Regions from separate parts of the Homo sapiens genome. Here regions 1, 2, 3, 5 and 6 are each linked to region 4. A link is a loop called in an ENCODE intact Hi-C map of the cell type or tissue named here. Cell type or tissue: GM12878. All regions are shown on one strand.

The links. A loop is a pair of places that touch in the nucleus more often than their neighbours do. Peaks named below come from ENCODE experiments on the same cell type or tissue, not always from the same donor. Only the 100,000 strongest peaks of a DNase experiment are listed, where the experiment ranks them.
Region 1: a loop joins it to region 4, with 3 times the contacts of the local background. A loop is called at or near these places in 5 of 110 quality-filtered maps.
Region 2: it touches region 4 in a loop (2.9-fold over the local background); 5 of 110 quality-filtered maps call a loop at or near these places.
Region 3: a loop joins it to region 4, with 7 times the contacts of the local background. A loop is called at or near these places in 5 of 110 quality-filtered maps.
Region 5: it touches region 4 in a loop (2.6-fold over the local background); 3 of 110 quality-filtered maps call a loop at or near these places.
Region 6: it touches region 4 in a loop (2.1-fold over the local background); 7 of 110 quality-filtered maps call a loop at or near these places.

What each region holds. Positions count from the first base shown.
Region 1 is chr10:13,922,530-13,927,529 of GRCh38, forward strand. The region is part of intron 2 of FRMD4A (FERM domain containing 4A); the gene reads right to left. Among named protein-coding and RNA genes, the nearest start is that of FRMD4A-AS2, 67 kb to the right of the region's middle. In GM12878, no CTCF peak of the experiment used is centred here; DNase peaks (open chromatin) are centred at 2,972 and 3,554; H3K27ac peaks cover 1,341 bases.
Region 2 is chr10:14,091,969-14,096,968 of GRCh38, forward strand. The region is part of intron 2 of FRMD4A (FERM domain containing 4A); the gene reads right to left. Among named protein-coding and RNA genes, the nearest start is that of FRMD4A-AS3, 20 kb to the left of the region's middle. RefSeq lists an enhancer at 1,973-2,663. In GM12878, a CTCF peak has its summit at 1,938 (motif pointing left); a DNase peak (open chromatin) is centred at 1,951.
Region 3 is chr10:14,183,386-14,188,385 of GRCh38, forward strand. All of the region lies in intron 2 of FRMD4A (FERM domain containing 4A), which reads right to left. LOC124902378 (a long non-coding RNA gene) reads left to right here. Exons shown (of 2, transcript XR_007062060.1): 2 at 1,445-3,077. Among named protein-coding and RNA genes, the nearest start is that of FRMD4A-AS3, 110 kb to the left of the region's middle. RefSeq lists a silencer at 1,839-1,898 and an enhancer at 2,179-2,228. In GM12878, CTCF peaks have their summits at 2,329 and 3,092 (motif pointing right); DNase peaks (open chromatin) are centred at 1,616, 1,726 and 2,336; H3K4me3 peaks cover 521 bases; H3K27ac peaks cover 1,049 bases.
Region 4 is chr10:14,007,589-14,012,588 of GRCh38, forward strand. All of the region lies in intron 2 of FRMD4A (FERM domain containing 4A), which reads right to left. Among named protein-coding and RNA genes, the nearest start is that of FRMD4A-AS2, 19 kb to the left of the region's middle. In GM12878, no CTCF peak of the experiment used is centred here; DNase peaks (open chromatin) are centred at 989 and 2,163; H3K4me3 peaks cover 1,719 bases; H3K27ac peaks cover 3,821 bases.
Region 5 is chr10:13,939,209-13,944,208 of GRCh38, forward strand. The region is part of intron 2 of FRMD4A (FERM domain containing 4A); the gene reads right to left. Among named protein-coding and RNA genes, the nearest start is that of FRMD4A-AS2, 50 kb to the right of the region's middle. RefSeq lists a silencer at 3,000-3,184. In GM12878, no CTCF peak of the experiment used is centred here; a DNase peak (open chromatin) is centred at 3,023.
Region 6 is chr10:13,905,134-13,910,133 of GRCh38, forward strand. The region is part of intron 2 of FRMD4A (FERM domain containing 4A); the gene reads right to left. Among named protein-coding and RNA genes, the nearest start is that of FRMD4A-AS2, 84 kb to the right of the region's middle. In GM12878, no CTCF peak of the experiment used is centred here; no DNase peak of the experiment used is centred here; H3K27ac peaks cover 1,472 bases.

The DNA of each region.
Region 1 (5,000 bases), 85 kb before region 4:
ATTACAGGTGATTATTTTCTAGCTATGAGGTAAGTGCAGTCTGCTCTAAAAATAAAAAGCTCTCCTCCTGCTCAAACCTCTACTTGAACTAGAGGGCAAAATTCCTGCTTTATTATTCTAATGACAAGATCATACTGCTTCTGACTAGAAAATGCCAAAACAGGAGACAAAATTAGCATCGTATGGTGCCAGTTAAAAATTATTTAGAAACCCACAAGTTCTGTGCTTTGTAAATTTTTTTTTCTCTCTCTAGGACATAGTAGAGCTGAATCATTACAATGAGGCATGTGACAGAAATGTTGACTATTTCTGCCATGTCTGTCTATTTATGACTTCTTCAGACTACAGTAATTGTCTGCAATAAATAGACTGTATTCAAATGGCAGGATTGATTTGCCATTCAGGATTATAAGCAACTGTGAGTAGTTCATTCTTTGGTTAAATTATGCTTGTAAGAAGTGAGAAAATGGGATGAGAAAAAAATGTGCTCAGTCCATAATGATAACCTAGGGTAATCATGTATTTTCCTGAAGGAAGTAATAAGGAACACACACCTTGGACACACAATAAACAGCATGGTGGGAAACCCTAGAGTGGATGGTCTGTATCGAGTGAGGTTTTCCAGGGCAATGTTATTCAAAAATCTCTGTCTCTTTGTTTGAATCTTAGAAGCATCAATATATGTTTCCTTGAAGATGATGTTTAAGGCCAAATCCCTTTCATCTAAGGAGAATCTACAGTGTATATGTAAATAAACAGCTTTCTTCTTCAGGTGTCAACAAAACCCATGACCGTTATGATGTCAAGGAACTAAAGCACCCGACCTCCATACAAGTGTTCCTGAGTGCGACATTTTCTCCTTCCAAACTACTAGTACCACAACTTTAGACTTAGGCTCTGTGGGCAGGTCCCTTATCTGATGAAAGAGGAAACAATGCTTCTGCTCACACATGTGTGCACATACGTACACACACATAAACCGGGTATGTTAGCACAGCATCATGTATATGCTATGATACATTTATTCTAATCGGCAAATGGCCCAAACCTATGTTTACCATAAGGTTTCATCACTTTTTTTAAAGAACAGCTATACCACATGTAATGCCTCACACCGAGTTCAAGGTCTGCTAAAAATCAGACTTTTTTTTAAAACCTGGACTATTGTAAAGGTAGGCCACGTTTATCTTATACATAAGCAGTTGATCTTTAAGATATTTCATCTTATTGGTGCTAGCTAGTCCTAACAGATTGCTAAAGAATTCACTGATGCAAAGAAGCATGGTTGAGTCTCTGTGATGTGCCAGCCCTGGGGAGGAATGGAGAGGTGAACATGGCACCACCCTGTTTTCAAGGTTGGCACAGTATTGAAGGGGAGATAGACAAAATAAACCTGCAAGTCACAAAGCAATGTAATGATAGAGGCAGCATGTGCCACATGTCAATGACAAACCATGTGAGAGGGATCAACCATCAGGTTGGGGTGGGCCGTGGCTAGGGGAGAGGCAGTGGAGGCTGCAATTCAGCTGCGCATCTAAAGTTAAGAAGAAGCTTTTTAAGATCTTGAAGCTGTTATTCCCCACTTTTATACTATGTGCCCATCTCATGGACATGCTGTCTCTGTTGCCCAATGAGGGAATGGCTAAAAATGACTCAGGCTGTGGAACATGGCCTCCTTCAGTCTATTGTCCATGCCATGGCCTGAGTAATCCTTTAAAATCGTAAGCCAGATCACATTACACTCCAGCTGAAGTTCCTCCAATGACTTCTCATCTAATTAAGAGTAAAAGCCAAAGTGCATGGGCCAGCCTAAAAAATCAACATTATTTGGAAATCTCCTTTCTACCCCATCTTATCTCCGCCTACTTTTCTTCTCGTTCCTTTTTTTTTTTCCCAGTCATCAGAAAAGCCATGCTCCCACCTCTAGGCCACCACACTTACCGTTCCCTCTGCCTGGGACTCTCTTCCCCCAGATAGCATCTCTTGCCATAAAGGAAGGACTTCTCTCAGGGAGAAGCAGTCCCTGACCACTCAGTCAAAACCACATTCTTTTCACATTACTCTCCATCCTCCTAGACTATTTTATTTTTCTTCATGATGTTACTTATCATCTGACACAGTACAGATTTTATATTTGTTCATTTCCTGTCTACCCTAAGTCCTCTTAAAATGGAACTTTCCTGAGCATGGGCACGGACATGTTTTATTCTCGGCGTTATCCCTGATGTTTAGAAGAGTACCTGTCATAGTGTGTTCAGCAGACATCTGTTGAAAGAATGACTTCCAGCACTTTGGGAGGCCGAAGCGGGCGGATCATGAGGTCAGGAGTTCGAGACCAGCCTGGCCAACATGGTGAAACCCCGTCTCTACTAAAAATACAAAAAATTAGCTAGGCGTGGTGGCGGGCGCCTGTAATCCCAGCTGCTCAGGAGGCTGAGGCAGGAGAATCACTTGAACCTGGGAGGCGGAGGTTGCAGTGAGCCGAGATTGCACCACTGCACTCCAGCTCTGGTGACAGTGCGAGACTCCGTGTAAAAAAAAAAAAAAAAAAAAGAATGACTTAAGAGAGAATGCAACTGGAGCATTTCTTCATTAATACAGGCTGCAATTGTGGTGGCACAATGGGCAAGATCTGCACTTACTTCTTTCAAGGAAGAGATATCACAGGGATGGTGGGGTTATCCCACTCCTGATCAGAATTTAGATTCACTGACTGCACCAATGGTGGGGCTTGATCTTGACCACTGGGCCAAAACAGATGGAGATATACATTAAACAAAGAATTCCCTCTAATCACCACTTCTATTATCAATCAAAAGTATTTGTATATTTACTTTTGTGTACAAAAATTTAACCTCCTGAATGTGATCGCTTTATCTTCTGTTCTTGGTCATTCAAACCACTTTCCCAGAAAAATTTAATTGCACAAAAGGCAGCATGCAAATGCTCTTTAATTTTAGTTTCTGTTCCTTCTTTAAAATCCATTTTCAGTGTAACAATATCGGGCCCAGTGAAAGTTTCTATTGTAGTGAAACGCTTTTTTTTTTTTTTTTTTTTTTTTTTTTTTTTTTTGAGATGGAGTCTCACTCCGTTGCCCAGGCTGGAGTGCGGTGGCGTGATCTCGGCTCACTGCAACTTCCGCCTCCCAGGTTCAAGCAATTCTCCTGCCTCAGCCTCCTCAGGAGCTGGGACTACAGGCACGCACCACCACGCCTGAATAATTTTTTGTAATTTTAGTAGAGACAGGGTTTCACCGTGTTAGCCAGGATGGTCTAGATCTCCTGACCTCGTGATCTGCCCACCTCGGCCTCCCAGAGTGCTGGGATTACAGGGGTGAGCCACTGCACCTGGCTCTTTTTTTTTTTTTTTTTTAGTATAAAATTTCCCTTTACCTCATGCAATTTCAAGTTATCAATCAGTACATTTATATGATTGATTGAATTTGGTGTGTGCTAAAAATTTGCTGCTCAAGGAAATCAACTTTTTATTTCTCCTATTAGGCGTCTGTTCATCGTGTGTGGTTCAAGGAGGAAATTCGTGGCTGCAGAGATTTGAAAACCACAGACGAGGGGAATATATTCAACCCAGTTTTGACCTGTTTCTGCTTCTGTATATTGTGCATTAACTAGAAGTGATGTGAAGAAATGGAACAGAAGAGAAAATGAGGCTGTGTATTGGAAAACATTTGTCAGCCTGCCCTGGCCAACTGTGAACACAGATTCCTAGAAGAATCAGTGAAAATCTCATCACTGGGGTTATTTGCAGCCAGACTGGTCCAGATAGTTGAGATTTTACTGTAGGGAGTGATTGTTTCTGGACCCCTTAAGGCCTGGGAGAAGGAGGAGTGATGATGATCTCATTGTCTATTCCCTTTTGTGATGGGTATTGATTAGTGCCAAGCCAATAACCAAGGCAATTCCAGTCCATAATAAAAAGCAACACAACAGCAGTCCCAATGATCAGTCAGCAATTTGGAAGCCAAAGGCAAAGATAAGAAGCCTGCTAGAGATTTACTTGCAGGCTTTATAATGTCATCTCCTTCAAACACTAGCAGAAAGCACAGTATTTCCTTTTGGTCCACCAGCTGCTGTTGAAACAGAGTTTTGATTGTAGTAAGACAGGACATTTGTTTCACTCAGGGCTCACTGACCATGCTGGTCTTCATGTTTTCTACTTAAGACAGTGTCCTTATACAAGCAAATAAGAAAAATGTGCCCTACACGACAATGTACAAGGATACACAGAATGAACAGAGCCAAGACGCCTAAAAGACCCACATACTTTTAGAGCAGAAAAATAAATTCCACTGAGGGTCACTTCTGGAATTTCTATCTTTATTCCTACAGATTGGATTTCCCACCTTTCCGAAGAAGGTAACATGGTCAAGTTCTTCCAAGTCCTAAGAGTCCAACCCAAGCCTTCATTTAAGTTTTCAGTTTAGAGACCAGGTGTGGTGGCTCACGTCTATAATCCCAGCCCTTTGGGAGGCTGAGGCGGGCAGATCACTTGAGGTCAGGACTTGAAGACCAGCCTGGCCAACATGGTAAAACCTCATCTCTACTAAAAATACAGAAAAAATTAGCTGGGCGTGGTGGCACACACCTGTAATCCCAGCTACTGGGGAGGTGGAGGCAGGAGAATCGCTTGAACCCGGGAGGCAGAGGTTGGAGCTGAGATCGTGCCACTGCACTACAGCCTGAGTGACAAAGCAAGACTCCGTCTCAAAAAAAAAGAAAAAAAAAATTCGGTTGAGAATGAAGCCCAGTGTCATCATTTGCTCCCCTAACATGTAAAACCATCTATGTAGAAAAACTGATTCTACTATAATAGAAATGTTTTCTAGAACCTAGACTCCTCTAAACTCATGGCTGCCCATGAATCAGTGCTTGAAGATTGATTTTTACAGCTTACTGAATCATATATTGGTATCTGATTTTTCTTACAGCACTCAAGAAGTTAAGAATTTTCTATTTCAATTGGATTCAAGTGGTTTCTGCCTT
Region 2 (5,000 bases), 84 kb after region 4:
ATATAGAAACTTGGCCTCAGATGATTGTGTCTTCTTAGCAAGGGACAGTTTCTATTCCCCTGAACCCCACCTCACAGCTCTGGATGACATGATTGAAGCTAAGGCAAGGTCATTTTCTACCCCGACTCAAATCTCTCTTACAGCAAGTTAACCAGGTGGGGCTTGAGTGGTCCCAAGCTTCACACTCCGAGTCAGGCAGGTTTCTTAGGTCTGCTCCCATACTGAACCGGCTACTAGGGGCACCTGACCACGTAGAACCCAACAGACAGTGACCGGGTAAATACTCAGCACTCGGGTTCTATTCTCCTATTGAATAAAGGCAGCATCAACCTGCCTATGGACAGTGATTGAAAGCATTTCACTCCAAATTGAGCTGCACACTCTGGTGTCTTCAGGCACAGCCAGGCATAGCCAGGACAGTTGGTTGCAACAGGACTGGGCCGACTGGGAGCCCAGTGAGGCAGGGCTGGGAATGGACTCTGTTGCTGGCCTTGGGAGAACACACAAGGGCAAAATGAGAAACTGGAGGTAGCTGTAATCCCTCTGATGTCAGGGACTGTGTCTTACTTCCACTGTGTCTTCAGTGCCCAGCTCGGAGTCTAGCACATAGTAACCTTCCATCAGTGTTCATTGAGTATAGACATCAGAGAAAGCTGGAGTTTGCAGGGGTGATCCTCATCGAAGGGATACATCGTGGTGACCCACTTAGTGGAGGACACTATTGGGGCCCTGGAGATGGTGATACTCAGCAATTCACAGGCATGTGGCTGGCACTCGAGGAGGGAGTCTGTCATCAAATAGGTGGGTCTCGGGACCAGGCTGGGATATAAAGGTGGGACTTTAGGCCTTGGAGACTCTGGCCACAGCAAGATAGGACTAGATGAGGTCAACTGCTCTCCAGAATGGGACTCAGGCCTAGGGGACAGCAGAGACCTAGGTATAGAGAAACAGCCAGGAATGCGGAGCAGTCCAGTCATGAGGACTGAAGTGTAAAGTCAATATGATTGGCCCAGTGATGCTGCTGTGCCCAAGAGCATTCAGCTGGAACTAGAGCTCCCTGCATCACTTCTGCTAAGGATCCAAGGCCAAGGCCAGGGTAGGGGGCACGGACGGGGATCACATGAGAGAGGGGAGGTACAGAGGCCGTGGAATGACTGTGCCTGCCTTCCTGATCCCAGCAAGGTGGGTATTTGCAGGCTGCCTGCACGGCTCAGCAGTTTCTGGAAACTGACTTTTCAGTTTATTTATGATTGTTTTCTTCCCCTCTGAACAAAGTGCATTTAGGTTAAAAACCAGGCAGCACATAAATAAACTAATTGGAAGTGTGTGCACTAAGATTTTAGTGTCTTTTAATAAATTCGAAATTTTAGAGTCTTCCCAAAGCAGAAGTAATATAGGATCCTAGGCTTTACCTGCTAGGAAAACATTGAGTTTAAAAGGAAGAAAAAGGGTTCTTCCTGGTTGAGAAAGGGAGATGGTGGTTATATGGAGAAATTAATCAAAGAATAATGACACTTAAATCCTTGACATAATCATGAGGTTCACTTGCCATCTAAAGAAAACACACACTCACAATGCTCACACCCACTCATACATAATAAAGGCTTTGACGGGATGAGTGGGACCTGCTTGTATGCACTATTTTCTGCAAAGAAAATATGTTTATGGACAATAAACAAATGTCTTTGATTTCAACCATATTATGAATAAAATTATCAGCAGAGTGCTAAGAGCAGATGGCATTTCATCATTTAATAGAGACTAGATATCCTGCTTAAAGCTGCAGTTTGTCTCTTATTAGTTACAAATGTCACAGCCCATGACTCTTAGAAGGAAGTTTACGACCCACAATTAGATATCCTAGAATGTTTAATTCTGCTTGCCTTTGAATTTCTTTTCAAAAGCAGCCCTCTTTCCCTCACTGTTCACTGCCACCTAGTGAATTTATCTGGGAAAGAAACCATAGCTGGGAAGAAGATGCTTTTTTAAAAGACAACAGCTTTCACCAGTGACTTGCCTTGTCAAATGATAATGGAGCAGGAGGATGGAGGCTTTTGCCGAAAAGGCCGTGGCAAGGACAATGAAATTCGACCCATCAGAGCAGAACACATTAACAAAGCCCCTGCCCGGGGGAAGCTTCTGGAAGGAGCAGCTCAGGTGAGCAACTTCTGACAGCTCTGGGCTTCTGATCTGACAGTCTGGTTCAAAAGAACCAAGGACTGTTCCCTTTGATTCCCCTTCGGTTGAACCCAAATGCCAGACGACATGGCGCGTTGCCCATCCTGGGCAGATGTTAAGGGCTTGGTATAGAGAAAGGGTGCGTGGAATGATGAGGCCTGTGCAGGAGCCCCAGTCAACATGGAAGGCATCAAAACCGTGTTAACGAGACCCCCTGGGGGACGATCACAGAACTGAAGCAAGTGGTAATTAGAATGGAAATGTAATGATGTGCCGCTATCCTGCTATCCTGCTTCCCAACCCTGGTGTGGGCCAGTCTCCTCTCACTGTGAATGCAAAGGCTGTAGTCTCCTTTCAAACGCAGAGCAGCTTCTACCCAGGGTCACCCATGCTGTTCCTCCAACACCCAAACAGAAAACTGCAAGAGAGAGGTGGGCATGGTACTGATTCAGTGAGCCCTGCATGGCTCCATGTGGCCCTGCTGGAAAAATCCTGTCTGCTTCAGAAACCACCTTGCCTCTCTCTATTGGGCATGCAGTTGGCAAGAGTGATCTTTGGTGACTCTGTTCTGTCCAGGTTCTTTGCAAGAGCTGGAGAAGTAGATTGCTCAGGTTAGAGGTGTAATTAATACCTCTGCAGCCCCCCAGAAAGATGCACTGAAGATTTGCAGTGGCTACTGCCATTGGCCCATGTGTGTGTATGCATGCCAAGTGTGCATGTGTGGACATATGTGCATGTATGTATATCTATGCCTGTGTATGAATGTGTATGCTTGTGTGTGCCCATGTGTATGTATGTGGGTGTGTGTCAACCAAGAGTGTGGGGGGGAACCAAGAGATCCATACATCCATATGCATGGATGTATATCTGTGTGTGTGTACACATGTGCATGTGTGTGTATGAACATGAAGGAACTGAAGATTTTGAGTCTCTTATTGATGTGAATTGACTCTGAAGGGTGAGTTTTAACGCTGTGATAGTTAAGGGGAAACCAAGACAAAGAAACCAATGATTTTAATAACTAAATGAGGCCGAAATAAAACTCTAAGATTTATTTTTTTCACTCAGGAGACCACTGGCCATTCAGCTCATGACACTTCTCCCCACCAGCTCTTCAGAGTAAATGTTTCTCTCCCCAGGAACGAGTTCAAGTTTTAAAAGATTCTGCATGGGACTGCCTGGGTGCTTCCTGCTAGCCATCACTTTCATGCTCAGAATAGATGTGCCCCATTGCAAAAATGGCACTGTCACTTGGCACTGGGCCACTCACTGATTTGATGCCATTTTTATTGTAATTTACAGTTGTCGATTGAATTGGAAGGCTTGAACTATCCGTGGGGACATAAGCTATTAATATAACAATGCATAAAGAGCCGAAGCACCTCGCCGGGATACTGCAGTTTGAATTATTTTACATACGCACTTCTAAACGCACTCTCAACCTTAGCACTTTGCAGCCTGTGGGCCAGTGTTGCTCACTGCATCCATTTCTCCAAAATCATCATTCCTCTCCAGCACGCTGGATCGAATCCACGTTCAATAGGAAGCAATGAAACAAAGACCACATGTGCTGGTTTTAGCCCATATATGATGTGGCATATAAATAAGCATAGCTAACATGCTTTCCAAAACACGACCCACTTCTCCAGAGTTTAATCATGCTGAGGCCTCTTCCAGAGGGTGGGAGTCCCTTTCCAGGGCAAGTCCACACCAATAGAAATGGCCAGAGCACTCACTGTCCACGAATCAATAAAACCAGAAGATGAACAGGAAGACATAAGGAGCGCAAGTGGAAAACTGGAATGCTACAGTAATGCTCTGAATTTGGATCATATGTGCCCAGTTGTGAGAGGCTGTAAAAATAACCCTCGCCATCCTGTTCTTGGGGAAAAAAAGGCACCAAGCCTTCTGCTGTGATCAGGTTGTTCCCCTCCAAAATTCATATGTTGAAATCTAATTCCCAACACGTGGGTATTAAGAAGTGAGACTTTCGGGGCTGATTAGATCATGAAAGTGGAATCTTCACGAATGGGATTAGTGTCCTTATAAAACAGGCTGGAGGGAACCTGTTTGTCCCTTCTGTCATGTGAGGGCACATAGAAGGGACAATCTGTGAGAAACGGGCCCTCACCAGACACCAGATCTGCTGTTGCCTTGATCTTGAACTTCCCAGCCTCCAAAACTGTGAGCGATCAATTTCTGTTGCTTATAAACTACCCAATCCAAGATATTTTGTTATAGCAGCCTGAACTGACTAAGCCACCTGCTGAATTGACTTCTTTCCCTGGCAACAGTTATGGAGAGAGACTTCTGATCTCAAAATCCCACTCGATGTAGGGAGCTCAGATGTGAGTTCCTAACAGAAATCTAGGCAACTTTGGGGCAAATAATTACTTCTTAACCCAACTCTGCAAATAAGTAAGTTTTTCAATATTAGATAATTCACCCCAAAGTTACAAAACATAAATCACCTAAAGAGGGAAAGGTTGAAGCAGCTAATTTTGCAGGGGACTCACTTTGCTTGGCCATGAAAATAAGTGGGCAGATCTGAACTCTGCTCTGCAGGAGTTGATGACTCAGGAGAGACACCTGAGCATGAGCTACAGAAGCAGTGAAATGGGAACATTACAACAATGCATTCTTTCCCACCTACATTATGTTTAGCTGCATTACATCTTATTCATTCACTAAAGAACAAAAAAAGCAGGCCGGGTGCGGTGGCTCATGCCTGTAATCCCAGCACTTTGGGAGGCCAAGGCAGGCAGATCACCTGAGGTCAGGAGTTCAAGACCAGCCTAGCCAACATGGTGAAACCCCATCCC
Region 3 (5,000 bases), 180 kb after region 4:
GGGCCATGCCTGCAGAGTGTTTGATGGTCCCTTTAACAGTACTGGGATTGTCTAATAATGGAATTATGTTTACAATGTGACCTTTCAAACAATAAATGTGCCTCAATGTGCATTATCTTCATAGCTCTAAGGAGTTGTTTCTTTTTTTTTTTTCAAATCACTCCTGTGTCTTAAATTTCCTTGGCCAGCTTCAACCTGAGGCACAAAGGAAAGTAATTGCTTGATTCAATTTCTCACTGTGTCAAAATAATGAAATTGATGGGCATCTTTTACTCCCAAACCTGGAAATGCACTCTATTTTGCAAATTGAATCTTAACCATGGTATCTAAATATGTTCATTAAAAGCAAAACTACTGTCTTTTAAAAATGTTCATAAACAGAGACACTCATGCCTGAGGTCATAAAGCCAAGTTGGCATTTTGATCAGGTGTGAAGAATATTTCTGTCTCAATTTTAGTAAGACATGATTTTTCTGACTCAGTACCTCAGCATAACCTAAGAAACCAAACTTTGTGAACAGTATTGACTTTAAACATCATAGTAATCATAAGAACAAAGAGAAATTATGAGATATGGAAAATAGCTCCAGAAACAAAGGCTTAATTTGAAAACTTTGCTATGGTTTCCAAGCATGTTTTTACCTGGTCATGGTTTGGAGAAAGGAGTTGGACCTTCTAAAAGTAGATCACCAAGCGCTTACATCTTAACACATTTCCTTTTTTGTTTTTCTTTTCTTTTCTTTTTTTTTTTTTTTTTTTTTTTTGAGAGAGTCTCACTCTCTGTTGCCCAGGCTGGAGCGCGGTGGTGCCATCTCGGCTCACTGCAAACTCTGCCTCCTGGGTTCAAGCGATTCTCCTGCCTCAGCCTCCAGAGTTGCTGGGATTACAGGTGCATACCACCACAACCGGTTAATTTTTTTTTTTTTTTTAGTAGAGATGGGGTTTCACCATGTTGGCCAGGCTGGTCTCGAACTCCTGACCCAAAGTGCTGGGATGGATTACAGGCGTGAGCCACTGCAACTGAACCCATTTTCTATACCCAGCTTGTTGAGTAATCTCAGTTATTTATCTAGCTTCTCTTAGCCAACTTTCTATTCTATTATGTTAAAAAAAATGGAGAAATTACTACTTCTCCAATGTTAAAAAAGGTATTTTTTGTTGTTGTTCCAATTTAAGGGAATTTGTTTGCTCAACAAAGGCTGAAGTGCTTTATACAAGGCACCGTGCCCGTCTCCTGAGGAGCCTCTGAACGTTCCCAGAAGCACACGTCCAGGCCGGGCAGAGCATGGCTTCTGTTTCTACCTCTCAGTGAAATCAATCCCCCTAAGCTTTCTTTCAAAGTAGCCCAAATGTGTGGCTCATGGGCTATAAGTCAGATATGAAAGAAGAGAAGTTTGGAGAATAAAGGCGCATTTTCTTATTTATTTATTTTTTATTTTTTAAGGAAATGATAGATATCCTTACCACATCTTCGTGCATGGCCTGCCCGGATACAACTGCGTGGGTACTGCGATGGAGCACAAACAAACGCGACCGCTAAAGTCGTGTAGGGTGTTTCCCTTTCATGTCTGAATTTGTTTAGACAGTTACACAATCAGAGAGCGCGGAATGAGAGAAAACAAAACCCAGGAGAAAGGAATGCTTTGAATCTAGGTCCCTGGGCCTTGATACTTTTTCTTTGTTAAATCAACCCAAGGCCCCTCCATATGCTGATCATCTTTTGCCAATGTCTGTGTCTGAACAGGTTTTCCCAGGCATATAGCTCAGAAAGAACCTTTCATCCTCCTTTTCCTGTTATGTGTATAATGTGGTGTAGCCCAAAGCCACTGTGGGTTCTAATTTGCATGTCTATTTCAAGAAGCCCGGAAACTATTTGCATAAGACTCTTGCTTCCTGAGAGATCCCAGCAGAAGGATGTAGAGATAGAGTCTTTCATTTTTTCATTTAGTTCTAGATATCCATAGTGAGAGATCTGTGTGTCTAAACCCTAAAATCTGTAGAATGTGCATGAAAAAATCTACCACCCTAAGCGTAAGGAGAGCTAGTACAGATGAGGATGTCGTGGCAGAAATTAGTACAAAAAACATTACAACATTTTGTAATTTTTCTAACTTCAAGTATTTTTTGGAGGTTTGTTGTAGAACTATGGAAACTTGAAACATAAAGCAAGACTATTTAAAGGTTCAATCTCGTCTTGTAAGAAAGAGAAACAGGTAGAGAGACAGAAAGGGGATATATACTTCATGGTCAGAGAGCTGCAGGGGCGGTTGTTAGCTGTGCAGATGAGCAGAAGAGAGGATAGCAGCAGCTCAACAGTGGCACCTTCAGTAGTTCTAGAGAGAAGGGATGGCAACAGCAGTAGACCAGGCTAGTACCAGCCAAAGCAACAGATACGTACAATCCAGACTAGTCCTGGGCGGAATAGGGTAGACAGGGCAGGGCCCAGTGGAGACAGCCATGGCCAGGTTTCCCATAGAGTTAGAGTGAGATAAAGTGGTAACAGCAACAGGGCAGAGAGAGACTGGGCAGGAACTGCAAAGATGGCAGCTGGAGCAGAATGATGTGCATCAGGTGAGAGGAAAAGCACAAGGCCAGAGGATCAACTGTGCAGGGTCCATGGTGATGGAGCACAGCAGTGGGCAGAAGTGCGGGCTGGGACCTACCCCCGTAAAGGAGACACTGGAAACCATCGTCCAAAGAGACAAAGACACCAATGACTAACAGAATTTATTGAGCTTACAAAATCGCAGATAAAAAGAAAAAGAAAAAAAAAAAAAGACTGGCCAAAATGCTAAAACTCCCTCCTCTTATGGGATAACAAAACAGGCTACAATTGGTTGGAATCAATATGACCAACCAGAGCCTGTACAGAACCAGCCTGTGATGTCACAGTCTGAACTACCACCACACGTTTCGTACTAACGCCCCCTGAATTTGCACATGCGACCCATGAGGAGGCATGAAGAGATAACTGCTCATGCCAAGACCTTTCTAGGTTTCCCCTTTCCTTCCACCGATCACCCACTAATCCCAGAATCCACCCCGTAAACCTCTTCTAATAAAACTACTCCCTTGAAGCCAGCAGAGGGAGACAGATCTGAGCTGGACTCCTGTCTCCCTGGGAACAATAAAAGCTTTGCTTTTCTCACAAACCTGGTGTCATAGTCTTGGCACACTGGGCAGTGACCCTTTGGCTCCATGACAAACATGATGGTCTAGGGACCCTGCTTCTCTCCTGTTCAGTCTCAGGTGACCCAAGGACTAGACCATGCATCCTCTTCCTTCTTACCTATCTTCATATCCTCATGAGAGAAGGGAGGGTTATCAGCCTCTGAGGATGCAGATGTTGCGCTCAGCCCCAGGATCCCCAGGAGACTGGCAAAGAAGATCATAGCTTTGACTGTTCAGGGTGGCCTTGGACACAAGTTGTACCCTTAAGGAATACCCTTCTCTGACCAGTATGGTGGTTCATGCCTATAATCACAGCACTTTGGGAGGCCAGGGAGGGAAGACTGCTTGAGCCCAGGAGTTTTGAGACCAGCCTGGGCAACATACTGAGACCTCGTCTCTGCAAAAAAAAAAAAACATAATTAGTCAGGTGTGGCGGTGCACATTCCTAGCTACTAATCAGGTTAAGGCAAGAAGATTGCCTGAGCCCAGGAGTTTGGGGAAGCAGTGAGTTGTGATCATGCCTTTGTACTCTCGTTTGGGTGACAGAGCAAGGCTCTGTCTCAAAGGAAAGAAGGAAAGAAGGAAGGAAGGAAAGAAGGAAGGGAGGGAGGGAGGGAGGGAGGGCGACACTCTTCCTTATAACAAGAAACAGCTTGCATTCTATAAAAGCAATGATGTGATTTCTTAAAGGCATTATGAGCCTAACTCCATGATATCAGATCATAGGATATTACAGTCAAATTGTGTATCAACTAGTCCATCATTTCACAGATAAGTAAATTGAGTCCCAGAGAGTTCGGTTACTTTCCTAAGATTACAGAAGTCCTCAACCTTGCTAATCTGATGTTCTTTCTTTTTCAACATACTGTTGGCTATATATGTCCTTTGTAAATAAAGGAACAGAGCCATTATCGTGGAATGACTGACTTAGAGAACGCTCCATGGACATTTGCTTCGACCTATATCCCATGCCTTTCTCCATTTACCCCCAAATTGACATAGAAAAAGATCAGCCAGATACAGTGGCTGGGAGGGCAACATAGTGAGACCCCGTCCCTACGAAAAATCAAAAAATAAGCTGAGCACCAGTGGCATGCGCCTGTGGTCCCAGCAACTTGGGAGGCTGGGGTGGGAGGATCGCCTGAGCCTGGGAGGTTAAGGCAGCAATGAGCAGAATGCTGTCACAGAGAAGGAACTCAATAAATACTTGGTAAAATATTTATTTTGGGGGTTAGAAGTAGACTTGGGAAATTTGGTTTTCTTTGATTCCATATTTCACTAGGGGGAAATAAAGATGTAAAACAGAGACATAAAACATGCCATTAGCTTTATGGGCCTTGGGACAGTGGGGTTCCCAGTTTTCCCGGGAGATGACGATGGAATGCATTCAGGCAGCTCCCACAATACAATTTTCCCATCTCTAGTGTCCTATTGGGAAGGTATCTCCACCTCCTTGTAGCCTCTCCATGCTGAATACACTTAAAACTCTAACCTCCTTTCCCCCAAAGGAGCTCCTTCCTTAGACTCTCCAGGTGCTGTCCTTGATGCTAATCTTTCTTCTGGTCAGCCTTTTGTTTTTCATGTAAAAATGACTTATTTCATTACTTACTGGACCTTTTCCACAAAATGCCTGGAATCAAATAAAAAATGACTGGATTCTCAAGTCAACCTTTCTGGACGCCTGCCTCTCCCCCTGTGCCAAGGACCCATGACCTGCTTGCTGCCTGGGCTCTTTGTGTGGTTTGGTTGCTTTTCTCAGACTTGAATGCTTCCCACTGAAATCCTACAATTGGGCACATAGCACTCCCTATTGAAAATGTATAATAGCT
Region 4 (5,000 bases):
CTGCATAATTTAAACTACCAAAGCTTTGAAGCTCCTTAACATCACCATCACCTCCCTTTTAGACACTGTCACCCAGTAGAAGAAATTCACAGCCCTGCTGCTCTAATGAGTATGTTTCAGTAAACACAGAAGAAATCATTTTCACAGCCCCCATGCATTTCTCAGCAAGCACTCAAATCTTTCAAACCCATTCCAGGGGGAAGTTTCCATCCCAATCTTTTCCCTCATATTTCATCTCTAAGAGCACCCCTCCCCCATCTGAGATCCACAAGTTACAAAAATTACTGTTTCAGGTTTCTCATCATTATCTGTTAAAAAACTAAAATTACAGATGAGATAGTATTCTACAGTCCCAGGAACTCCAACTGTTCAGGAAACGTGAGTAACAGAAGTAACGCGGTATACAATGAAAACAAACATCTTCCTGTCTTTGGAGCAACTGAGAAGCAAACAACCCGCCACGTAGCTTACCCTTTCAACGCTGCGCCTTCTCAGAGATCCATAAGGAATTTTCAGTAAAAGTCTTTGGGATCTATTCGGAGCCACTGCAGCCTGAACCACCATGGTGTACAGCTGTGTGTGTGTGTGTGTGTGTGTGTGTGTGTGTGTGTGTGTGTGTGTGTTCCCAGCAAAGGGAGAGAAGGAGCCTCCCTCAAAAATAAGTTATGGTCTCCTGGAGGGTTCCCAAATATCAAATAACTGAAAGAGTTTTTCTTTCGACCATCTGAGTCAAGATGTGGTTTGTCAGGAGGAGGGGGGATGGGAAGAAAGAAAACCAGCCCAAGTTCTGCAACTTCAGCGCCCACGAAGCAGCATCTCTAGCTTTCTTCCATCTGTCCCTCTGCACAGCTGGCTCAGCGAGACTGCCGTGTCCCGCTTGTGGGCAAGTGACGCGTCTGGGGAGAGTGATCCAGAAATGTCAACTTTGCTTCTCGTGGCTGCAGATGGTAATCAGGTCAGTTGTCTAATCAAAGCTCTATCAGACGTATTATTCATTCCATCACGTGACTCCCAAGCCCCTCGGCCGTACAGTAGGTCACATGCTCACCTTAAAAAGACTATTTGGAATATCACCATCTGGAGTGGAGATTAATGCAGAATCCTACACTCTGATTTCACTCCCTTCTGAACGGAGGAACAATATCTGAAGACCACAGACAGAACACATCAGGGACCTCTTTGAAATCATAAATTCTATCTATAAAACTGAGCATCAGACATGCGTATCTGTTTACCCTTCCTGCTTTCTAACGCATAAAAATAAACGCACGGGTATTACTCACTGTATATGTGAATACAGTCCACAGAGAGAAAGTATGAGGGAAAGAAGAAGAAACTGTTGCAATCACATGGTTCAGATGAATCAAATCAAATCGAACAGGCTTGTGTTTGGCACCTTCTCATTTAAATGTTTGTGTTATAGAACATTTATTTTTACGTGTGCCAGTAAACAAGAAGAAATTATGTTTCGTTTTACACGGCTGTGTCGAAGCAGATTCATCCATCACGTCTGTCAATTATTTTCTGATCATATTGTGTAATTTCAGATCACACAGCCTTCTTTGATGGATGGCATAAATGGTCTCAAACGTTAACTTTTCTGTAATATTTTCCCCTACCTTCCCCATCTCTACTCCTCCTGAAATCGGCTTATTTCCATAGCAGAAAAAATTACTACAAAGAAAATCAAGTAAGGTGCTTCCAGGATATGGGGTATGTTTGGGTTTTTTTTTTCTTTTTCTTTTTAAAGCATTTCTACATACACTGCTTCTGTCTGTTCTGAGTTTTATGAAAGGGATGGCCATTTCCTTTGTAATCATCCCGTGGTTTTTGGTATTAGCCTTGATACCACTCATACGCTCTGGGCACCAGCTTTGAGACACTGTCTGCAGACCAGTGTGCTTACTTCATTGAAAATGACGGAAATGAAGGTTCTGTTTATTCAAACACACCTAATAGGAAATGGGGGTGGGGTGCGAAGGAAAGAAGCAGAGTTTTGTACTATGAGAAAATGAATCAGAAGAAAGAGGCGAAGGGTGCCACGGCGGCGGCAGCAGCGCACGGGCTGGAAACCTGGGTTCAGCCCTCCAGCGCAGACACACATCACGAGTCAGTTAAAGAAAGCATCAGGTTGATGTGGGAAATTCCAAATATACAACAATTGGGCTTTGTTCGTAATTGGTTCCATGTGTGCAGTAGGAGAGTCAGTGAGAGGGTGAGAGAGACGGGGAGACGGAAACCTCTTAACCACGGCTCACACGGCGTCTTTGGTGAGGTGGTTTAGGTTTACATCTCTTTTTTCTCTCTTTCTTGCTTCTTGCCTGCACTGCCTGGTTTCAGAGCATTGGCGGGGGGTGGGAAAAAATCTGGAACGATACCCGATGATTGAGCCAAAGCAAGAGAAACTCATTTCTTTGTAAAACTGCACTTGACGTTGTAACGGTTTTGAACAAAGGATAGGCACACTTTCAGAACACTTTATCTGTTGAGAGTCACGGCATGTCATTCTTCCAGCTCAGTTTTGGGGTCGGTGGGGGGGACAATGATGAGATGGACTGAGAAGCCACTGTCCTCTTCTCTGACCCAGGCCAGGGCAAAGCCCCGGGGAGCTGAATTTATTTACATTTGACTAAATGCAACTTCCTGTTTCCCAGGGGTATTAATGAGTGTTTCACTGTGGAGCTTAGGCTTATGGCATAGTTCAGATCATAAGGGACATTTTGATGAACTAAGTGCAAATAAAACAAAAACACATGCATTTGATTAAGGTTAAAATACATATAGAAGAGAATGTTAATGGTAACAAAAATAACCCTGGGCCAGACTCCCACACATCTGAGTCTCACACATTCCACATCCTTCCCTTGGGAGGCGGGGAGAAGGATCACTTTTCATATTAGCACAAAAGCCTCCTCCCAGATAATGGAGCCCTCCCCAGTCCCCGCGGAGTAGGTGACCCCCTCCTTGGAGTGATTTCAAGGCTCTCAAAGGTTGCTGGTCCAAAAATATCTTTCTGATTGTCTTGCCATGGGTGTCGGAGACTTACATATTCAAAATTAATTGTCGAGTTTAGGTCTTTTTTTTTTTTTTTTTTTTTTTTAAATAGAGACAGGGTCTCACTATATTGCTCAGGGTGGTCTTGAACTCCTGGGCTCAAGCAATCTCCTCGCTTCGGCCCCCCAAAGTGCTAGGATTACAGGCATGAGCCACCATGCCTGGCCAAGTATTTCTTTCCATTGTTAGAATACAAATATGTTTCCCCGGAAGGGATATGCATTCATACTCTCACAGTTATGACCACTTTAGGAGAAGCAAGGGGAATGAATGTTCACTGAGCACCTACCCATTGGCAGGCCATGTGCTGTGAGGTTATCAAAGGCTACTTCCATGGAGGAAATGCGTTTCATTATCCCTGTTTCAGTGGTGAAGAAACTGGTGCTCAGAGGGGCTTAGTAAGTTGGCCAAGGCAGCACAGCTAGAAATGTCAGAGCTAGGATGAAAACCAAAGTCAACTGGTGTGATTTCAGGGCCCAGCTTGCCTGTCCTACAGGACTTTATCAGATTACAGCAGTTTGGAAATCCCAAAGGAAGATACATCCATTGAACCCAACAGGAAAATGGAAAACTCTGTCTTTGAAAAGAAGAGAATGTCAATATAGGAAATTGTTAGATTGAGCAATTTTAGAGTTTCTGGAGCTGCTGCTTTGATGTCACCAGGAGTTGGGCACAGGGGACGGAGGGGCTAAGAACCACAAAGGGGGAGGCAGGGAGGCTGGCCTAAGGGGTCAAGGGAGGAGCCGAGTTATTAGAGCCAGGGGCCAGGTCACCTAGTGGAGTCTAGAACCTTGGAGACCCATCCAGTGGGAGACTCAGCCGCTGCTGAAGCCTTCATCCATGGTCAAGGGGAGGTGAGGAGAAATGCCTGGCCCTTCTTTCCATCTGCCTTCCAATCTCCTGGCAGCATCTTCCAGCCAGTTGAAAGGGAACTGTGGAAATAGCCATATAGGCAGGGCAGGGAAAGGGAGAGCCATAGATCTGAGTATATGTGGCTCTGGGCCAGCCCTGAGGGACCGAGACATTGGACCAAAGGAATGGGAAATGGTGAATTAAGGGTGAACTGAAAAGAACAGCAAGAGAAGGCGGGACACGGTGGCTCATGCCTGTAATCCCAGCACTTTGGGACTCAGAGGTAGGTGGATCACCTGAGGTCAGGAGTTCAAGACCAGCCTGGCCAACATAGTGAAACCCCGTCTCTACTAAGAACACAAACATTAGCTGGGCATGGTGGTGGGCACCTGTCATCCCAGCTACTTGGGAGGCTGAGGCAGGAGGATGGCTTGAACCTGGGAGGTGGAGGTTGTAGCGAGCTGAGATTGCACCACTGCACTCCAGCCTGGGAGGCAGACAGCATGAGACTCTGTCTCAAAGGAAAAAAAAAAAAAAAGAACAGCAAGAGGAAAACCTATGGAACAATATTACATAGAAAGAGCAGGTTGTTGTCAGGATAGTGGATGACACGGTACCCTCAGCATCCAGGAATGGCCTAATGGCTGCTGGATGTGGGGTGGGAGTTGAGGGGGGAAAGATGCCTCAGGGATGGGGGGCAGTCAACAAACTGTGTGCAGGAGAGGGAGATGTAGAAGACACTCTTCAGTTCTAGACTCTCCGAAGCTGCTGCTTTTGATGCCTCAGGGAGCAGCACACTTAAGGCTGGCAAAGCCTTTTGTTTGTTTGCTTTGAACATTTCCTTCCAGTCTCAATGAAAATGTTTGCATTAAAACCCTGGAAGGAAAATGCATAGGAATCCATTGAGCCAGGTTTCAGGAAAGTCAATGGTCTTGACATGCCACAGCAAGATGTATCAAAGCAAATGGGTGTTCTTGGTCACGAACAGCAGGGTGTGAAAGGGGTGGCGGGAATGGGGGGAATGTTCCATTGGAGAGAGAACATTTTGCAGTGTTGGTGATAATGGAGGCAGCAGCAGGAGGGGGAAGAGTCTG
Region 5 (5,000 bases), 68 kb before region 4:
GTAGGGTGAGATTAGGGAGTGAAACCATCCTGGAGAGCGTTTAAGGTTTTGAAAATTGTTAACCACATGATTTTAGTTATATTTTGGATCTACTTTTTATTTTATGGTGAGATTACCAATGCAATTTTCCTCTATTTTTCATAAGGTAAAAGCTGTAATGCATTATTTGGGAATTCTAATTTTTCAGGAAGCATTTTAGCTTGGCCAGCATAACTGCCAATGCTTGACATGCTTCCCTGGCATAATGAGTGGGATTTATTTGTAATATAAACTTCTGATTGGCTAGTTCCTGGCTCTTTAGAAACTGCCACATTTTTGAGGGTTGTACTTTCCCAACATTAATATGAGAGTTTGAATGTTATTTTTTCCTCCAGAAAAATGTCCATATGTCAAAGGTCAATGATATAAAAGTATTCTAATTTAATAGCAGGCATGACTAAATATAGAATGGAACAAAATCCTGGAATTACTTTGCAGAGCCAACAACAACAAGAATAATCAGTACTGCACAGTGACCCCCTCTCAGACAACTTCTGGATGTGCCACATTTCTTTTCAACAGGGCTGCCACAAGGGAAGTCAGTATCTAGTCTTTGTTAAATCAGATTTCCCATTCTGGCAGCAAAAAGGTTTTCCCATCTCATCACCTTAGTTGGAAAACAAAGCTCACTGTCCTGATAGTTGAAGTTGCTTTCTAAAGTGCAAAGGGATACACATTTGTAAGGTGTATTAAGGTATTTGTTTCCAATTATTTGGCCATGCAAACAGCGCAGCTCTTTGATTGAAATAAATGTGAGAAAACAACTTAATACTTGTTGAAGTCCGGTCCACCATGAGCCATTTGGCTTTATGGGTTAGGAAGTGAGAAACATTGCTACAGCCCATGAGTACTTGGGGAAACTGAAGGGCACAAACCCTTTCAGTTTCCCCAAGTACTCATGGAGTGAAGTCATGTTTCTCAGTACGTGCTTCCTTGGGGGTCTGACAATGCTTCACTCAGAGCAGCGTCAACTGAGGCCAAGGTCATGGGTTGACTTCTTCAAGGTCACAGATTGGCTTTTCCCATGGGCAGTCAACTTCTTCAAGGCCTGTGGTCAAATCCAGCCCTCCTCACCTTTCCTCACTCTCCATTTAGGAATATGTCAACTGTTGCAGTGTAAGGGGCTAGAATGTGAGGTCTTTCCTACTGTCTACTTCCATGAGAGGACAGCAGTCAATGTTGTGTTGATTTCATACTCAAAAGACAGGAGTCTACATTTAATTGGATGCCATACATGTTATTTCTTGTCCTATTAAAAATATGGTCTTGTATTAAAATTAGATTTCTGAATAATGCCTATGTATAGGCCTGAGGGTATTTCTCCATCTCAACCTCCGTGCTATGAGCCTGCAACAGGAATGGCGCTATCACTGCTTCTTCACACAAGGTTAACTCTCTTACTAAGTGGATTCTGAAAGGATTGAGGAATTGAGGCTGACCCGGGTAGTGATGGGATGAGAATGTCAAGAGAAGATGTCCTTGGGTGGACAACAGCATCTTGATAGAGCTTCCATTTTATCTTTCCAAGCAGCCCAATACTGTTTTCTTATCTATAGATTCATGGAAGGTTACAGCTCAGAAATGTCTTTACGATTTCCTAGTCCAACCCTCCGGTAAACCATGGGCCAGAGTGGTTGTGTCAACCAATGATCACACAGCTGGTCAGTGGCCAGGCTAGGATTCATTCTCTACTCTCTGGTGCTACTGACTATAAAGGAAGAAGCAGGATGGGAAGATTCTAATGAACTCAGAAAGAGGACGGGGAAAGAGAGCAAGGATTGAAATCCTAGTATCCGAGAACCATGGGACTTGAAAGGGTCCAATTTAGTTAAATGCAAATCGTGTGATATGGTTTGGCTGTGTCCCCACCCAAATCTCATCTTGAATTGTAGCTCCCATAATTCCCAGGTGTTGTGGGAGGGACCTAGTGGGAGATAATGGAATCATGGAGGCGGTTTCCTCCATACTGTTCTCATGGTAGTGAATAAGTCTCACAAGATCTGATGGTTTTATAAGGGGAAACCCCTTTTGCTTGGCTCCCATTCTCTCTTGTCTGCTGCCATATAAGACATGCCTTCTGCCTTCCACCATGATTGTGATGCCTCCTCAGCCACATGGAACTATGATCCATTAAACTTCTTTTTCTTTATAAGTTACCCAGTCTGGGGTATGTCTTTATCAGCAGCGTGTAAACGGACTAATACAGTGTGTATGCAAAGCCAAACATATAACATTACTTTGTCAAAAAATGGCAGCCCAAGGAACTATGAAGGCTCAAAAAGCAAAGCAAAACAAAACAGGGTAAGAGAAGAGTCTCAGATCGTAGACACCAGGCAGGTTAACTAGAGGAGCTTTGGTGCTACTTGGAGGCTTGAGCTGATAGAATTATACTTACAGTTAGGATTTGTGCTTGCCCTCAGACAGAAGGGCAGGCCAGGCCTGACTGTACACCTATCATTTCAACAGTCTACAGGACACATGGCTGGCATTTTGCTAAACAAGGCTCCTAAAAAAGGTGTGAATGGCTTCCCTGACATCACTTTACATGGATCTCTGAATTTTGCACAAAAACAGAAAGTCTTAGAGAGAAGGTGGCCACAGCCTCCTAGCTGGCCCTGGAATGGAGTGAGGCCTCTCTTTTCTACTATATTGGTAAGATCTGTTTTACATTTTACCCTGGTCTGGAACTGCCCTGAGTCTGGGAGGTGCCCATATGAGGGAAGCACATGGTGGACCACAGCAGAAAAGCCACAGGGTCTTCCAGAGCGGTCACTCCAGCTACCCTCCTTGGTGTGGGAAGGTGTGGTTTTCTGAAGACACCGCGCCCTGTTCCAGGCCCTTAATGGTGTCAAGTTTTCATGGAGGTTTCTTTGTGATGGAGGGACCCTATCCTTTCTCATGTCTGAAAACTGCTCTGCCACAGGGTAAATGATTCAGAAAGTTTCTGATTCAGCCACAAATGAAACTGGGGAAGCCTCATTAAAGGCACTAATGAGCGCTCCCTTTCATCGCAGGCACTGTCTTGACATCTCCATAGATGTCTCTGCAATGATGGGCCCCTCCCTGTGTACTGCCTGGGAGAGCAGCCAGGGCGAACCTGCAATGGGGGCTGAGCTCTGTGAACAAAAGAAGCCTCCCTTCTGAAAGGCAAGCCCAAGTTGAAGTCATCAGACAGAGATAACTGAGCTACGGGCCCTCAAGGCTACACTGGAGCAGGTCTGAGGCCAGCCCAGACTCTTGTCATTAGAACAGTCTGCAAGACATATGGCTGGCATTTTGCTGACCAAGCCCCTAGAAAAGGTACGAATGAATTGTTTTACATCATTTTAAAAGGATCTGTGGTATTGTGCAAAAACAGAAAGTCTTATTTCCAGATAGCAAAGAAAAGTTTTAAAAAAGAGATCTAGCCAGGCGTGGTGGCTCGCACCTGTAATCCCAGCACTTTAGGAGGCTGAGGCTGGCAGATCACGAGGTCAAGAGACTGAGACCATCCTGGCCAACATGGTGAAACCCTGCCTCTACAAAAAATACAAAAATTAGCTGGGCGTGGTGGCGCGCGTCTGTAGTCCCAGCTACTCAGGAGGCTGAGGCAGGAGAATTGCTTGAACCCAGGAGGTGGAGGTTTCAGTGAGCCGAGATTGTGCCACTGCACTCTAGCCTGGCGAAAGAGTGAGACTCCATCTCAACAAAAAGGCAAAAAAAAAAGACCTATGTCTTTTGATTTCATTTTCCTTGAGAGAAGCAAGACGTCTTGTGGTTTGTTTCATGAAATATCTGATCATAGAAAGGGGGAGGTGGTTCATAGATTATAAAATGTTGTCATTCTAAAACTGCGAGTTATACATTTCATATCACACATTACAATTACATTTGGGAGGAACCGTGCTTTCTCACACGGCAAGATGTCCAGGACAAGAACACAAGAGGAAACTTAGGCAAGTCTGCATAAGGTTCTAGGTGGACATCTCCTATTCCAGTGGTCTCCCCTCAGGCCTCTCCACCAGCAACGGTGCAGTGAGAGTAACAGAGAAATAGACCCAGGCCTGGTGGGAGGTTGGAAGGCAGCAAATATAGATAATTGAGCAAAAATAGATAATTTGTTGAAAAGGAGACCCACATCGGCCAGGTGCGGTGATTCACGCCTGTAATCCCAGTACTTTGGGAGGCTGAGGTGGATGGATCACAAGGTCAAGAGATCTAGACCAGCCTGGCCAACATGGTGAAACCCTGTCTCTACTAAAAATACAAAAATTAGCTGGGCGTGGTGGCACGTGCCTGTAGTCCCAGCTACTTGGGAGGCTGAGACAGGAGAATCATTTGAACCTGGGAGGGAGAGGTTGCAGTGAGGTGAGATCACACCACTGCACTCCAGCCTGGCGACAGAGCAAGACTCTGTCTCAAAAAAAAAAAAAAAAAAAAAAAAAAAAAAAAAGAAAAAGAAAAGAAAGAAAGAAAGAAAGAAAAGTAGACCCACACCAAAGAGTGTTACCTTGCATGTAACTTTAAAGCAAATGATTTTCCTTCTGTTTAGATAACAAAGAAACCAAATATTGCTTATGTCTTTAAAAATACTTGGTATGGAAATAGGTTGGTGTGGATCGGATAAATTGCTGTGGAAAGTCTGACTCAGATGAACTGGAGCAGAGTGGCCCTGCTCAGTGGGAAGAAAGGCACCTTCAAGGTGACAGCGTAAAAGATGAGACTATAAATAACTCCGGCCATCAGTAAGGGCACTCGATATGTTCCTACCATTCAGAGACAACAGAATTAAAGAGTTGGACAAACCAAAAGAGACCATCTGTCCAGGTCTGTCTTTGGGCAGGTGAATACCTAAACCATCAGAGCTGTCTCTTTATTTCTTGGGGATCTTATGTAGCAGGGATCCCCAACCCCTGGGCCACAGACTGGCTGCACAGCAGGAGGCGAGCCGTGAGAGAGTGAAGCTTCATCTGTATTTACAG
Region 6 (5,000 bases), 100 kb before region 4:
GCAACACTGGCCCCAACAATAAAGCCCACTTTTTTGGGGATACCTGCAATGCATTTTGAAGACTCCTGAAAGCTTTTGAGGGGGCCTAATAAAAGCTCTTAATAATAGAGCAGGTCTAGTTTCTATTAGATCTTGAAATAGACATGCTTCCATCTCTCCCTAGTCTCTCCTTTGTAAACTATGAATTGTTTTCATGTTGGCTCTTAGAGATCTAAGGTTCTTCCTTTGTTCATGTACTTTTAACTTCTTTGTGTGGTTTTGGGAAGGTAGGCACAGATTTTTTCTCAAAAGTGAAATCAAGTTCTCAGTAGAAGAGGAAATACATAGTGAAGAGAAAGGAAAGTACCTTTCAAATCTTCAGAGAATGCCCCTTGTGCTCTTTACAAAGGAAATTCCCTTGGAAATGGTTATAACCTAAACTATTAATATGATCAGCTCATAATAATAGTGATAATAATAATAATATCTACTATTTGTTGAGTGCCATGCACATTACACGCATTATCTATAATTTCTGTGGCAACACAACACTGTAGGTCTTGTTAATTTCCATTGTATAGATTCGGAAATGGAGGCTCAGAAACACTAAGTAACTTGCCAAAAGTCTGTACCTAGAAGGAAGCAGATTTGTATCCAAGTCAATTTTTAAGACCTCCAAAGTGCATTCCGTTTTTTCCGTCATGGCTTAATTTTGAGCAAAAGGAGGCATGGGTTGATAAAGGGCTTGCAGTGCGAAGTCTCAGATTGGTTTCTGGAGGAGCGGAGGGGAACCTTGAGGAAAGAATTGGAAGTTTAAGCGCCAAAAATCATGTTCAGCCACAGAACATTTCTGCCACCCCTTGAAATCAGAATCATGGCACCCGAGCAGAGCTCTGCAGACACCTGGAAATGTTCTGGGTCAACAGGGCCGAGCCCCATGATGAGGCATAGGCTGAGCCTCTGCAGCCCCCAGTCTGGGACCTTGGCATCCTTCTTGGTGTGTATTAGAATGCAGCTACTTATGGATTCTGTTGATTTTCAACGTAACCCTCATGGCAATCACAGTCACATCTCTGATTCTGCTCCTTCTCCCTGTGTGACTTTGAACAGGTCAGCCTGAATCTTCCAGAAGGGCCTTTTTTTATCTGTCTATATAGCAGGCTGAAACTGGTGTTTAATCCACTTTCCTGCCCAAAGACACAGAGTGCAATAACACAGTGGTCAGCAGTACAGGCTATGGTAGCTGACTCCTGAGGTTTGAACCACCAACCAACAGCTTACTAGTGGTGTAACTTTAGGCTAATGAGTTCTAACCTTTTCTTCATCTCAGATTCCTACTCATAGGCATGCTATGAGGGTTGCATTGTGTAATGTATAAAGAGGGAGTTTTTGGCACAGAGTACATGTTAAATAAAATATATGCTATGGTATTATTTCCATTATCAGCATCCACTAAGGGCGTGAAATCTGGCAGCTTTTGTCTGTATACAATACCGTCTTCTCCACTATGTTAGATGTCAATCCTTGGTTTGAGCCTCATAGGTAACTGCTGTGAGCTTTAATGAGACCCCGGGTGAATTACATCTTGTAAGTTAATCATAGGAAACAGTCTTGTCCTAAATAACTGTGCCCTACATTCCAATTCCATCCCTGTCCTCTGAGTGCACCAAGTGTATGCTCCTTGCCGAGATGTTCGCCCTGCTCGTGTGTGAATAACTTAGGAGTGAATTCAAATGCATTTAAATAGCCCACAACCTTTCAGCAATTGAGGGTGCACTGTTTGCCTTCCCATGGGAATGCCCGTCAGTCACATCTAAAGGTGCGTGCTCTGAACTTCAGCATTTACCCCTGAGGTGTTGCTGTGTCTCATCCTCAACTGTGTGGCGCAGTATTATCCACGCCCATAGGTCAACTTCTGGTTCCTTCTACCTTCTCAGGCCCTTGCAGCCCTACGTCACTCAGCAAGTCAGTGACAACACTGCCGAAAAATGATGGAGAACCCATTTCATTCCATTTTTTAGGAGTTAGAACTAAAATTATATTTTACATCAGAAGGTAGTCTGTAGAGAAAAATAGAAAATGCACCTGAGTTGTCTAAGTGTGTTCTTACAAAGGAAATTCTTTTGGAAATGGTTATAACCTAAACTATGATCAGCTAATAATAACAGTAATAATAATAATATCTATTATCTGTTGGGCGGTGATGTGCATATTATGTACATTATCTATAATCTGCAGCAAGACTGCACAGCAGGTCTTGTTAATTCCAATTGTATAGATCCAGAAATCGAGGCTCAGGAACATTAAGTAACTTGCCAAAAGTCTATACCTAGAAAGTTGCAATGTTCAGTTCAAAGGGAAACCCACGGCGGGTCCCAGATCAGACAAAATGAAATGCCACAACCGCCGATTCTTACAATACTTACAGGCACCATGTGGCTGTTGTCTTATTTGTTGAGGGTTCAAGGCTTGTGTCAACACCTCCACCTGACAGACGAGGAAGTAGGCAGTAAGTTCCTGGCCTGCCCAATGGCTCCTAGTGACTCTGAGGGACATTCACAATGAGAATAGACAGCCTCTCACTTTAGGTGATGAGCGCTGTTCACTGAGAGCTGTCACCTGCCAGGATCAGTGGAAAGTTGCTGCTAGATCAAATATTTACACACTCATAAGTTGCTTCCTAGTATAGTGAGTTCCTCATAATACAAAAGTACCTAAAATTCTGGGTTTTTAAATTTTAAAGTCACTTAAAAAAAAAAAAAGCACAGATAGGCCGGGTGCAGTGGCTCACACCTGTAATGCCAGCACTTTGGGAGGCCGAGGCAGGCGGATCACCTGAGGTCAGGAGTTCACGACCAGCCTGGCCAACATGGTAAAACCCCGTCTCTACTAAAAATACAAAATTAGCCAGGCATGGTGGCGGGCACCTGTAATCCCAGCTACTCAGGAGGCTGAGGCAGGAGAATCGCTTGAACCCTGGAGGCAGAGGTTGCAGTGAGCCAAGATCGTGCCACTGCACTCCAGCCTGGACAAGAAGACGGAAACTCCATCTAAAAAAAAAAAAAAAAAAAAAAAAAAGGACAGAAAATATATTAGACTGCTATGTAACTACCATTAAAGTTAAACACTTTATCTTCTTTGCTTATTGAAAGCAAGAGAGAGAGAGCTTGCTAAAGCCATGCTTCTCATCCTTTTTCCTTCCCTCCCCATTCCCTCCCCAGAAGGTGATAGTCTCCTACAGTAGGTCTCTAGCATTCCCTATTTGTTTCTGTCCTTTGCATATGAATGTAGCATAAGCAGTATACACTGTTTTGTGTGTTTTTCAACTTTACAGAAATGCAGCTAGAACAGAGTTATCTTTTCCCAACTTATTTTCCATTCAACATCACATTTTTGAGATTTATCAATATGAGTGTTTTTGAATTTCATCCATTTATTGGATTCCATGGTGCAAATATACCACAGGATGTGTCTACGTTCTCCAGCTGAGAGACAAGTTACGTCTAAGTGTTCATTATTTACAAACAGCCAGGGCCTTTGCTCCTAGCGGTTCCTCTGCCTGCCAAGCTCCTCTTCCGGGAATTCATTCATTTGATGACCTTCTCAACATGTCCACTTAATTTGCTCCCTCTTCTTCCCATGTTTTTACTCAGTTATCAGTAGCATTGCCAGAGAAAAGACAGGAAATCCAGTTAAATTTGAATTTCAGATAAACAACAAGTTCATGTGTAGTATAAGTATACCCCCAAGTGCTATGTGGGATATACTTACCCTAACAAAAGATTCACTGATTATCTAAAATTTATGTGGGAATCTTATATTTGTATTTGTTAAATCTGCAACTCTAATTGTGACATTCTCAGTGAGGCCATCGCTGTACAGCCTAGTTACAGTTTTAGCCTCCTCCCCAACACTTCCTATTCTTTTTCACTCTCTTATTGTTTTTTCACAGCCCTTATCATCAGTTTTCCTGCAATGTATTTCCTTATTTATTTTGCTCATTACATATCTTTTTCCTCTGGAATGTAAGCCCTTTGCAGGCAGGATTTTTGTTTTGTCTTCTGCTATGTGAGACACAGTATGTGCTTAATAAATACTTGCCGAGCAAATGAATAAATGAATGAAAGGGTGCAAGGACTGCCTTTGTACATGTCTCCTTTGTAGTGTGTGAGATTTTCTCTAGGATAAACATTTGGAAGTAAAATTGCTTTCTGTAGGGTGTGTGTCTTTACTAGGTATTGCCAATTTGCTGTCTGAAGTAATTGAACAAATTTCCGTTCCCATCAGTAACGTATAAAAGTTCCCATTTCTTAACACCCACAGTACCTTTCTGTCTTTACCTTTGCAATTGCAATAATTTTGATTTTTGAGTCAACAGTTGAGACCAGCATGGAAACATAAGATAACCACAAATGAATTCAAAATAAACAGTAATTATGAATGCAAAAGGTGTCAGATGTTCTTAGGTGCTTATTTAAAAGATGAGTTAATTATTATGGATGTACGAACAATTCTAAACCATGGTGTCTCTTGTGTAATAAAATAAACAGAAATTGCCCAAACTTAACACTGTCGCAATGCCATTTAAAAACTCATAATAAAAAATTTTGAAGAAAAACCATTTTATTTATTTTGCAACTAAAAAGGAGGAAGTCTTGCCTAAGAAAACTAAAATGAAAACCCAAACGCAAGTGGTGGAGAGTTCTTTAAGATCTGCTTCAGAATTGCCAGAAACATGCAACTCATGTCAAAAGAGAAAATTTGAAAAAGTCCTTTGTTATAGACATGGCCAATCTCTTTTAAGTCCAAAAGACGAGTTTGAGGTATATAAAAAAGCACTGTAATTAAAGGATACAAAAACATGGCCTATTTTAATGTGTTCTTAATACATTCTTGGACAGCCATGAAATATGTTGTGAAACATTGTAAAAAATGGCCACTATCTCTCACTCCTTCCTGTTTCACGGCTTTGTAATGTGACTGTGAAGTGATGTCTAGAAGTGAAATCTGTTTTTCTTCCA